2 separate regions of the Homo sapiens genome follow, and region 1 is linked to region 2. A link is an interaction called in ENCODE POLR2A ChIA-PET data of the cell type or tissue named here. Cell type or tissue: HepG2. All regions are shown on one strand. Each heading gives the region's core, and the rest is flanking DNA. Links, peaks and the distances in the headings are about the cores only. Region 1 overlaps MYBPC1 (myosin binding protein C1). Region 2 overlaps MYBPC1 (myosin binding protein C1).

The links. ChIA-PET counts read pairs that join two places held together with the same protein. Peaks named below come from ENCODE experiments on the same cell type or tissue, not always from the same donor. Only the 100,000 strongest peaks of a DNase experiment are listed, where the experiment ranks them.
Region 1: POLR2A ChIA-PET joins it to region 2 with 10 read pairs; 2 of 35 experiments call an interaction of 5 or more read pairs at or near these places.

Annotation. Positions count from the first base shown.
Region 1 is chr12:101,651,177-101,656,563 of GRCh38, forward strand. It overlaps MYBPC1 (myosin binding protein C1), which reads left to right. Exons shown (of 32, transcript NM_002465.4): 16 at 55-217; 17 at 1,502-1,608; 18 at 1,939-2,072. Among named protein-coding and RNA genes, the nearest start is that of CHPT1, 44 kb to the right of the region's middle. In HepG2, for the core only: no CTCF peak of the experiment used is centred there; a DNase peak (open chromatin) is centred at 2,545.
Region 2 is chr12:101,597,110-101,602,496 of GRCh38, forward strand. All of the region lies in intron 1 of MYBPC1 (myosin binding protein C1), which reads left to right. It overlaps LOC105369938 (a long non-coding RNA gene), which reads right to left. Exons shown (of 5, transcript XR_001749279.2): 4 at 3,800-3,911; 5 at 1,445-2,446. Among named protein-coding and RNA genes, the nearest start is that of MYBPC1, 4.8 kb to the left of the region's middle. In HepG2, for the core only: no CTCF peak of the experiment used is centred there; DNase peaks (open chromatin) are centred at 2,422 and 3,142; H3K4me3 peaks cover 1,165 bases.

The DNA.
Region 1 (5,387 bases), core at 237-5,236, 54 kb after region 2:
TTGGCCTGTTGGGAGTTTGGGCTTGGCATTTGTGATGGTCTATCATTTCTACAGTGAAACCTCTGAAGATTTTGACACCTCTGACTGATCAGACTGTAAATCTTGGAAAAGAAATCTGCCTGAAGTGTGAAATCTCTGAAAACATACCAGGAAAATGGACTAAAAATGGCCTACCTGTTCAGGAGAGTGACCGTCTAAAGGTGGTTCACAAGGGAAGGTAAGCGAGCCAGGTGACCCGCAAGTGAGGTTTGGTCCCATTTCTACTTTCTCCATTTTCTAAATTACATATTTGGTGAGGATATTTGAAGGGTAGCCATAGGGAGATCATCTATTCCTGATTCTTCGCTTCCAACTAGCAAGAAGGTGTGATTTCTCTGTTGTATAGCATGTCCTACTCATAATCCTGTATCTGTACCTCACACTATGGTACTTTGTCTATTCAAAATCCATTGACTCTTTTTCCATTTAAACATGAAGTTAGAGGCCAGGCACCATGGCTCATGCCTGTAATCCCAACACTTTGGGACGCCAAGGCAGACGGATCAATTGAGCTCAGGAGTTCAAGAGCTCCTGGGCTACATGGCAAAACCTCATCTCTACAAAAAACACAAAAATTAGCCAGGCGTGGTGGCATGCACCTGTAATCCCAACTACTTGGGAGGTGGGAGGATGGCTTGAACCCAGTAGGGGGAGGTTGAAGTGAGCTGAGATCACACCACTGCATTTCAGCCTGGGAAACAGAATGAGAGACCTTGTCTCTAAAATAAATAATAAACATGAAGTTAGAGGAAAAATACTGAATTCTAATTGAGGACCTGATCAAATGGATTAACCGTCTCTAACCAATAAGTGTCACAATGCCTTCCCACAAATCTTTATTTGCGTAGGGGACATAATATCCTAGAATCTGGCAAAGATCTAAGGCAAGAGTTTAACTTTGAATTCATGGGCTTTTAGGGTATCATAAATGAACTTTAGGAAGCCCCATAACTCCTGTGAAATTGTGAGAAAATTCTATGTGTACAAAAATACATACTGTTTACACAGAAAGGATTCATAGTGTCCATCAGATATTCACTAGTTTGTGACCCCAATAAAGTTAAGAGCTATTGTTCTTAGGGTTTGGGATGTAAAGCCAAAATCAAGATTATTCTTGGCATCTCTTGAATCTTAAAGTATAGCATTATTGATATGTTCTATTTTAGCCTTTTTAAAGCTATGAGATGAAAAAAAAGAATAATAGACTCTGCATATACAATAAGCAGATTCTATTTGTGGAGATAATTCCATATAGTCCAAAATAAAGATTTAATTTGAATCAATAAGTAGGATAATTAAGGCTTCTCATCCTCTCTCTCTCTCTCTCTCTTTCTCTCTCTCTCTCCCTCTCTTTCCTGCACTAAAGAAGTTAATCAGATAAAGGTCAAGTGTCTTTTCAGCTTGGGTCATATATAAACTAGATCTTTGGAGTCTTAGAAATACATTTTCCTTGTTTCCTTAGGATCCACAAGTTAGTGATAGCCAATGCCCTCACTGAAGATGAAGGTGATTATGTATTTGCACCTGATGCCTACAATGTTACTCTGCCTGCCAAAGTTCATGTTATTGGTGAGTAGATAAAATAATTCATTGCATAGTTGTGTTCTTTTTTGTTTGCTTTTGCTTACCATGGAATTATAATATATTCAAAACTAAGTGACATTTAAGGAAAAATACATCAATTGGTATTAATCACCAATCAGAAAGATTGGTGACTTATACCAACACCTTACAATAAAATGGTTTTGCAAGGTGCCAGGCACCAACTATCTTGACTCCTCTTATATTCTTTTTGATTAGATAAAATATTGGTTACTACCATCATACTAGCCAAACATTAGTGCAGATATTTACACAGAAATGACTGTCTGATAACAAAGACTATGCTTAATATTCTAGATCCTCCTAAGATCATCCTGGATGGTCTTGATGCTGACAACACAGTGACAGTGATTGCAGGAAACAAGCTTCGTCTTGAGATCCCCATCAGCGGAGAACCACCTCCTAAAGCCATGTGGAGCCGGGGAGATAAGGTTTGTTTTATGCTTGCACACACTCACATGCACACACACATATGCAGACACACTGCCTACCCCACCCCTTGCCCTCCATTATTCAGATGAAGGTAGAAAACAAATAAATGTACAGCAGTACAGTAAAGATGTAATTCCTTTGAAAAAGAAAGATGACTGATTTTCAGGCAAATCTGATCATCATTAATTTACTTCTCATATTTCTGACTATTATGTAGCAAAGCATGTTTTGATGCACAGTGAAAAAGCCTCATTTTTATTCTAATGAAATTGGGGGGATGAAAAAGAAAATGAATTATTAAATAAATAAATGAACAAAGTCACTTTGGATAGTAATAAGTACAAGAAGATAATAAAAGAGAATGATACAATAGCAAGTAACTGCATAGTCAATGGCAGCCTCTGTGAAGAACAAGGAACCCATTATGTGAAGATCAAACGGAAGACATTTCCATACGGAGGCAATTACAAGTGCAAAGGCCAAGGGGAGAGAATAAGCCTGATGTGTTGGAGGAACAGAAGGAAAGCCAGCATGGCTGGGGCAAAGTGAATGATTGGGAGAAATGCAAGTGAGGGTGAAATGGTAGAGTAGTGCCAGCTCAAGTGTGACTCCGTGGCTTTCTACAAAAATAAAAGCAAAAAAAGAAAAATTACATTTAAAAAGAAGACATGAGGCTGGGCATGGTGGCTCATGCCTGTAATCCCAGCACTTTGGGAGCTGGGGCAGGCAGAACACCTGAAGCCAGGAGTTCCAGACCAGCCTGAGCCTGCATGGAGAAACCCCATCTCTACTAAAAATACAAAAAAATTAGCCAAATATGGTGGCAGCATGCCTCTAATTCCAGCTACTCAGGAGGCTGAGGCACAAGAATTGCTGGAACCCGGGAGGCAGAGGTTGCAGTGAGCCGAGATCACGCCACTGCACTCCAGCTGGGTGACAGAGTGAGACTCTATCTCAAAACAAATTTTTTTAATGTTAAAAATAAAATTAAATAATAAAAAGCAGAATGAGACTTCTACTTTCAACCAGAATTGAATAACAGGAACCAGATTTACCTACTCACTTGAAATAACCCCCAAAATAGACAAAATATGTGAACAATGGGTTTCAAGACATTGGACATCAGATCGTGAAAGACAATGACTATGAAATATGATAAACAAATGAAATAAGCCCTATAATTGCCTCAAGCTTATTGCCATAAAAGAGTATCCAGGCAGTGGCACAAGGAAGAAAAACCTGGACAGAACCCAGTGGACTCCCTAAGTTTAGGACTCCCATTGTACAAGGAGACCAAGGCAGCTAGAGTTCATAGGATACATACTATACATACTGGAGGAGAGAGCTGCACAGAGAGTCCCCCTGGAGCTCTGCAGAGGAACACGCTCAAGTATTCAGCAAAGATCAGTGCACATTTATGAGGAAACTACCCAAGATTCAAGAAAGGAACATATGAAAGGATTAAAGAGAAGTGGACTGGCACTCACACAAGGCCAATAGTAGTGCCTGTTCCCCCTAGCTAGACATGAAAACCTCATCATTCACAGTGCATTGAGTAGAGTACTCAGGAAAGCCTTGCCTTGGTTGCAGGAATAATTAACCCTAGACTGAGCACTGTCATGGACCCACCTAATAAGTCATAAAAACAAGTCTAAAAGATTCAATCAATTTCCAAATAATTTAATTGCATTTCAAAACAAAGCTCAAGATTTATATAGGAATACAAAAATATCAAGCACCCAACATGACAAAATTAGCAATATCCTGCCATCCAGTCAAACATTATGGTAGAGAAATAAGCAGGAAAACACAGCTCAAAATGAGGAGAAAAGTCAGTTACAGCCAATTCAGATCTCACATGTAAATTAGAATAGCAGTCGAGCATATGAAAATAGTTATTTTAAGTGTATTCCATATGTTCAAAAAGTTAGGTGGAGAAATGTTAAGCTCTCCATTTAAATTAAATTTAAGAGAAATTTAATAAAATAAAATAAAAATTAAGAGAAAGTTAAGTGAAAAAAGTGAACTGAAATGGAAAATATAAAAAGATCCAAATCTAATCACCTACAGATGAAAGCAATAAAATGTCTCAGATAAAAAATATGTAGATGGAATTAATAGCTAATTAGACATTGAAGGCAAATTTGAAGACATAGCAATAGAAATGATCCAAAATGAAACACAAGAGAAAAAGTCCAAAAAAATTTAAAGAATCAGTTAGACTTCAAATTTTCATTCGGGCATGTAATCAGCTTAGAAGTTGCCACTCTATCCTAACAAGTAAAAAGCTGGACAAACGGAAAAACTAGCAACTCCTCTTACATATGTCAGAGAAGTGAGGATACAGGGCAAACTGCCAAAATGTGAGAGTGGAGTGACACATTGAAAGTGTTCAGGGTGAAAACCCACCAACCTAGAATTCTGTACCCTCTGAAATTATCTTTCAAAAGTGAAGGAGAAATAAAGACTTTCTCAGACAAACAAAACTTTAGGGAATTTGTTGCCAATGGATCTGTCTTGCAAAAAAATATTAAAAGTTGTTCTTCAGAAAAAGGAAAATAATATAGGTCAGAAACTCAGATCTACATAAAGAAAGAAAGAGTATAAAATAAAGAATAAGTGAAGGTAAAATAAACTTTTTCATTTTTTCCTATTCTCAGTTGATCTAACAAATAATACTTTGTTCAAAATGATAAAAGCAACAATGTATTCAATTAGGTATGCTTATATAGTTATATTTATGTATTTTATATATAAGTGAAATGAATGACAGCAATAATACAAAAAATGGGAGAAAGGAATTAGGGACATTTCATTATTTTAAAGTACATGCACTACTTGTGAACCACTGTAGTGTTGTTTGAAAGTGGAGTTGGGTTAATTGTAAATATATATTGTAAACTAGGGAAACCACTTTAAAAAGTTTAAAAAAGAGGAAGTAAAATTAATATGCTAATAAAGGAGAGAAAATGAAATCACATAGAATGCTTAATTAAAACCACAAAAGGCAGAAAAAAATGTAGAAGACAATAATAGGAACAAAGAAGAAGGGCAACCAATAGAAAATAATAACAAATATGACAGATATTGATCGAGCTATACCAATATTTACTTTAAATGTCAATGGTCCAAATATACAAATTAGAAGCCCAAAATTGTCAGAGTAGAGCAAAAACATGACCCAAAGATATGTTGACTATAAGAAACCCAGTTTAAATATAAAGTTGCATCCATTAAAGTATAGGGAGAGAGAGAGACATGCTGTGCTAAGACTAAACAAAAGAAAGTATGAGTAACCATATTAGCTTCAGACA
Region 2 (5,387 bases), core at 263-5,262:
ACGGCAATTCATGAACTATTCTGGTCCTTTCTTCTTCTCCTAACTGTGATTTCATTTTCACTGGGGTTAGTTTGATTGCATATAAGCCTCCCTCTGAAAAATAAAACATGGCCTAGAGCCAGTTCTTCAGAATCATTTCAAAATACCTGCAGAAACCCTCCCAAAGAACAGGCTCCTCCAGCCCATATGGGTCTTCTGAACTCTTCCCCACAGCTCGTAAAGCCATGCCCAGGAAGGCCATGACCACTTGCTGTGAATCTTAATAGGACACATGAGCTGGTTTGGCCCTCCTAGGATCCAGGAGGATCTGGCAACTCCTCAAAAGAGGCTGAGTTTTCAGCACCTGAAGGTACAAAAAATGTCTCACTCAACTACTTCCCAGCCTACCGTGGCCTAATTCTGGGAGTTTTCTTCTTAGATCTTGGGAGAGCTGGTTCTTCTAAGGAGAAGGAGGAAGGACAGATGTAACTTTGGATCTCGAAGAGGAAGTCTAATGGAAGTAATTAGTCAACGGTCCTTGTTTAGACTCTTGGAATATGCTGGGTGGCTCAGTGAGCCCTTTTGGAGAAAGCAAGTATTATTCTTAAGGAGTAACCACTTCCCATTGTTCTACTTTCTACCATCATCAATTGTATATTATGTATTCTTTGGAGAACTATGTTATTTGTACTGTCTATTCCAGATAAAACTTACCTTACACCACTTTGGATTCTTACAGAACCTAAGGCCTAGTACAATTAAGTTATTCCGATCAAATTGGGAGGATGTTGTAGGCAGTTTCAGATTTGTGGGGATCTCCCAGGATGCCTTTGATACATTCATTTATATATCAATTATTAATTGAGTACAAGTAAGTGCCCGAAAGTTAATTGCCCCCGGTTCCTACTGTGTAAAGAAATCACCTTTCTTTTTTTTTTTTTTTTTTTTTAAGACAGTATCTCACTCTGTGGCCCAGGCTGGAGTGCAGTGCCACAGTCTCCGCTCACTGCAGCCTTTGCCTCCCAGGTTCAAGTGATTCTTGTGCCTCAGTATCTCAAGTAGCTGGGATTACAGGTGCCCACCAACACGCCCAGCTAATTTTTGTATTTTTAGTAGAGACGAGGTTTCGCCATGTTGGCCAGGCTGGTCTCGAACCGCTGACCTCAGGTGGTCCACCTGCCTCTGCCTCCCAGAGTGCTGGGATTACAGGCATGAGCCACTGTGCCCGGCCAAGAAATCACCTTTCACTGGAAATTTCTCTTTTCCAGTCAAAAAGAAATTTTATCAACCTCAAACTAGACAATTGCAATAGCCTTTCTTCCGTGGCAGAATCTCTGTTCATTAAAGAATAGTATGAATGGCTGTTAAACCCATAAAAATGATTTCCTCAGAATTTTACCTCTGGAATATGTAATGATTAAAACCATAAAGCCTGATTCTTTAACATCCTGCGACAACTGTTAACTGGATTCCTTTAATTTTTTATTTATTTTTTATCTTTTTGAGAAAAGGTCTCATTCTGTCACCCAGGCTGGAATGCAGTGGTGCAATCATGGCTCACTGCAAACTCTGCCTCCCAGGCTCAAGCAATCCTCCCACCTCAGCCTCCCCGGTAGCTAGGACCACAGATGCATGCCATCATGCCCAGCTAATAGCTGATTTTGTTATTTTTAGTAGAGATGGGGGCCTCACAATATTGCCCAGGCTGTTCTCGAACTCCTGGGCTCAAGAGATCCACTTGTCTCTGTCTTCTAAAGTGCTGAGACTACAGGTGTGAGCCACTGTGCCTGGCCTATTAACTGTCAGATACTATAAAACCCAGAAAAATTCTCTTCTAAAACACTGAGTTGAGGCCTTAACATGAATTTCACTTTTTGTTTCTGATTTATCAGACCTTATTATATTTAATGTACTTAACTTGTCCGAAAAGGCAAAAGTTCCTCTTTGGTGCTTGTGTGTCATTCGAAAAATCTCAAGAGAGTCACTGTAGTTTTCTCATGTTCCGTGTAAGATCTCTTCTTGAAAACTCAAACGTATGGCCAATCACAGGTTCCTTTATGACCATAATTTTAAGGTGCCATTCTGATAACTTTAGGAAGCAAAGGCATGGCTTTGTTACTGCAGATTATTTTGCTGTGTCAACATACAATATTCATCTTATCCATCTTGGTCTACATTTCAATAGGAATAGATGGGACCATGGTAATAGAGAACAGTTTTGTTGTTGTTGTTGTTGTTGGGGTCCATAAGGGTTTTTCCATTTCTGTATCTTTTTTTTCTTGCTCTCTAGAGATTTCATCACATTTTAAAGTTTTGCCAAGCCAAAAAGCTACCTGAATGTAGAGCAGCATTCATCCCCTCTTGCCTATTTCTAAGCATTTCTCAGGGCTTAGTCATCCATCAGAAAAGGACCTCCCTTGATGGGAAAACTCCTTCTCATATCTCTTCTTTGACCTTCAGTTTCTACCTGCAAGAGAGTGAATGGCCTATTTCAAACACCGAAATCAATTTGTCTTTGGAAAGTCATCTTATATACAAATATTATCCTTACCTCAAATTGGGGAAAGGTTAATAATTTATGCAGAAAACTAAGAGAAAGGAATAGGGGAGGAGGAAAGATAGTTTATCAAGGGCAATTGTTTCCCTTTTGACTTCAAATGGTTCATCGAGGCCAAGCTGATGATTTCAATTGAAAATAAAGAAGTTGTATGAACGAATGCCATCATATTTTTTCCTCCTGAGAAAAACCACCATGCTGTGCTGGAGATTCATGGCATATATTTGAGCTCTGTGTTGTAAGAAGGAATACCCTAGGGCAAATGCGTGCTAGAGGGGCTTAATACTTGGCAGAATCCTTCTTTTTCAGTAGCCTGCTTTTATGACTGCTCCGACTGCACCTGTTAGGAAGATAAATAAAGGACTGGCCAATTCTTTCCTCTGAAGCGCCCTAAATATATCACTTTAAAAAGACTTTGGAAAAACAAGTTGTATCCTTACTTCTCACCCAGTAAATCTAAAGAAATTCCCTCTTGTTCCCAGGCCTTTCAAACAGTGAAGTCAGGAGTAAGGGAGACTGTGGACTGGTCAAAGGTGGAAGTTAGACTCACTAGCTGGTCTAAGGAATCCAGGAGGGTGGAAAACATGAAGAACTTACAATCCTTTATGCTCTCAATGACTCACTTTATTTTGGCCATGAGACACAGCCTTGAAACTTTTTTTTTTTTTTAGGCTCTGTATACACACACAATTCATAGAGTTTCCTTTTTAACAGCAATTTCAAAGTATCCCCGAATCAAACATGAATGTTGAAGTCAACTACCCAGACTGAAGTTGCTTTTAAAAAATGCTTGGACACAAAAACAAATAAATAAGTGGTCTCTTTAAAAACTTGAATAAATACAAAATGACATTTTTGCAATACTTTTGTAAACAAATACATTCTTCTTTTCAATTTTGTATGGTTGTGAGAGGAGATTGCTGTGTAATTATTGCTATTGTTTTTACAGTCCAAGGAAGCATTTTTGTTACTTTTATTTAAAATTATTGCAATTGTTTTATTTAAAAATTATTTTTAGGCTGTTTGTGGACACAGAGAAGAATTTTGATTATAATTAATAATGACTATTTTTATCTTCACTGCTCCTTAATTAGTCTATGAAAACTATATTAAGAGACACAAAATACTCTTGGCTGCCAGTATGTTCTGTGGTAATTCTAAACTTCATCTCTAGACATACTTAAGTGTGTTAGATGATAAAGAACAGGATTAAAGTTCTAGCAATCAAACATAAGTATGGAAATTTTAATTTCATGTGTGTACCTGAGAGCATGTGGCCACATCTTCTTTGTTATTATTCCATGTTAGTTCTTGATGGAAACAGATGTCTTTTCTGGAATCCATGGTTTGTTCAAAGTACTGCATCCTGGGGAAACTGAATAAATACACAGAAAGGTAGTAGCTGAATTAGTGTTCTGAGTTAGGTTAATCATGAAGTAGCTACTGTTTATTCATGAGGGGTTTCCTAAAATTTGAGAGCATACCAGTTAAGGAAAGCCAAACTGTGAAAAAGAAGAAAAGACTTTGTCACTTAATTTTCTACATGTATGCAAATTATCTCATAACTGGATAAGAAGAGGGCTTCTGTCCTTGCAGCTTTTTACAAAGACAGCCCCCCCAAAGTCAAAGTGATCATACTGTCTTGTCGTAATTCTGCTCTGTGTGGATAGGCTCAGTTTTAATTTACAAAGAGTATGTTTGTTTTAGACAGCCCAAAGATGGACCACAGGCCAAATTTCAAGATGTTCCCATTCATGGGACAGAGTATTTATGGGCTTTAACGTACATTTTCAGAGTAAACTTTTAGGTCCCATCAGATTGGGGCATGAATTGATTGATTTGGCAGAGGCGGAGACCAGAATCATTCAATCTCACACTTATTTCTCTTTCTATAATGAGTTCACAAAAAGCTAACTGTAATCTGACTTTCATTATGCCTTTCAAGTCTAAATCCACTTTGATAAGACTTGCCCTTTTATACTCCCTTAGGAATCCTTTTTAGGCCAATTTGGCACATCAGGGCAGCGTCTAAAATTACATTTAATAATATGTCAAATGTTAGATCTTATGATTTTGTTCTATTCTTTTTTTTTGATGTGTATTTAGCTATTTTGGTAAGTATTCTTCTTCTCTAAAATTGTCCAAATCTTTCCTAAATACTCTTTATAAATTGCTTTGCTTGCATCTGGTGATATCGTTTGCCTTCTAAAAATTTTAATGAATCTTGGAACAGAATGCTCTACTTAAAACTCAAAATGTGTCCTTTTTAATTCTACATTTTGTCATGTTTAGAGTTAGATGTCTTTAGGGTTGTTATGCACACAGTATGTGTCTTGGCTTTTTCTTTATGCATCTTAAATATTATGCATTATTAAACATGGTGACATAAAAAAAATTATACTATTTGTAGAACATTCTAGACAGCTCAAATTCCAGCTGCACCATAGACTGAATTACTTACACTTTGTATGCCTCTGTTTCCTCATCTGTATGTGAATAAAACAGTATCAACTCTTTGGGTCTCAGTAAGAATTAACTGAAATACACCAGGTAAAGTGCTTATTTTATCTTATTTTATTTTTTATTTGAGATGGAGTCTTGCTCTGTCGCCCAGGTCAGAGTGCAGTGGCATGATCTCGGCTCACTGCAACCTTCACCTCCCTGGTTCAAGCAATTCTCCTACCTCAGCCTCCTGAGTAGCTGGGGTTACAGGCATGCGCCACCACGCCCAGCTAATTTTTGTATTTTTTTGGTAGAGATAGGGTTTCAACATATTGGCCAGGCTGGTCTCAAACTCCTGACCTCAAGTGATCCACCTGCCTCGGCCTCCCAAAGTGCTGGGATTACAGGC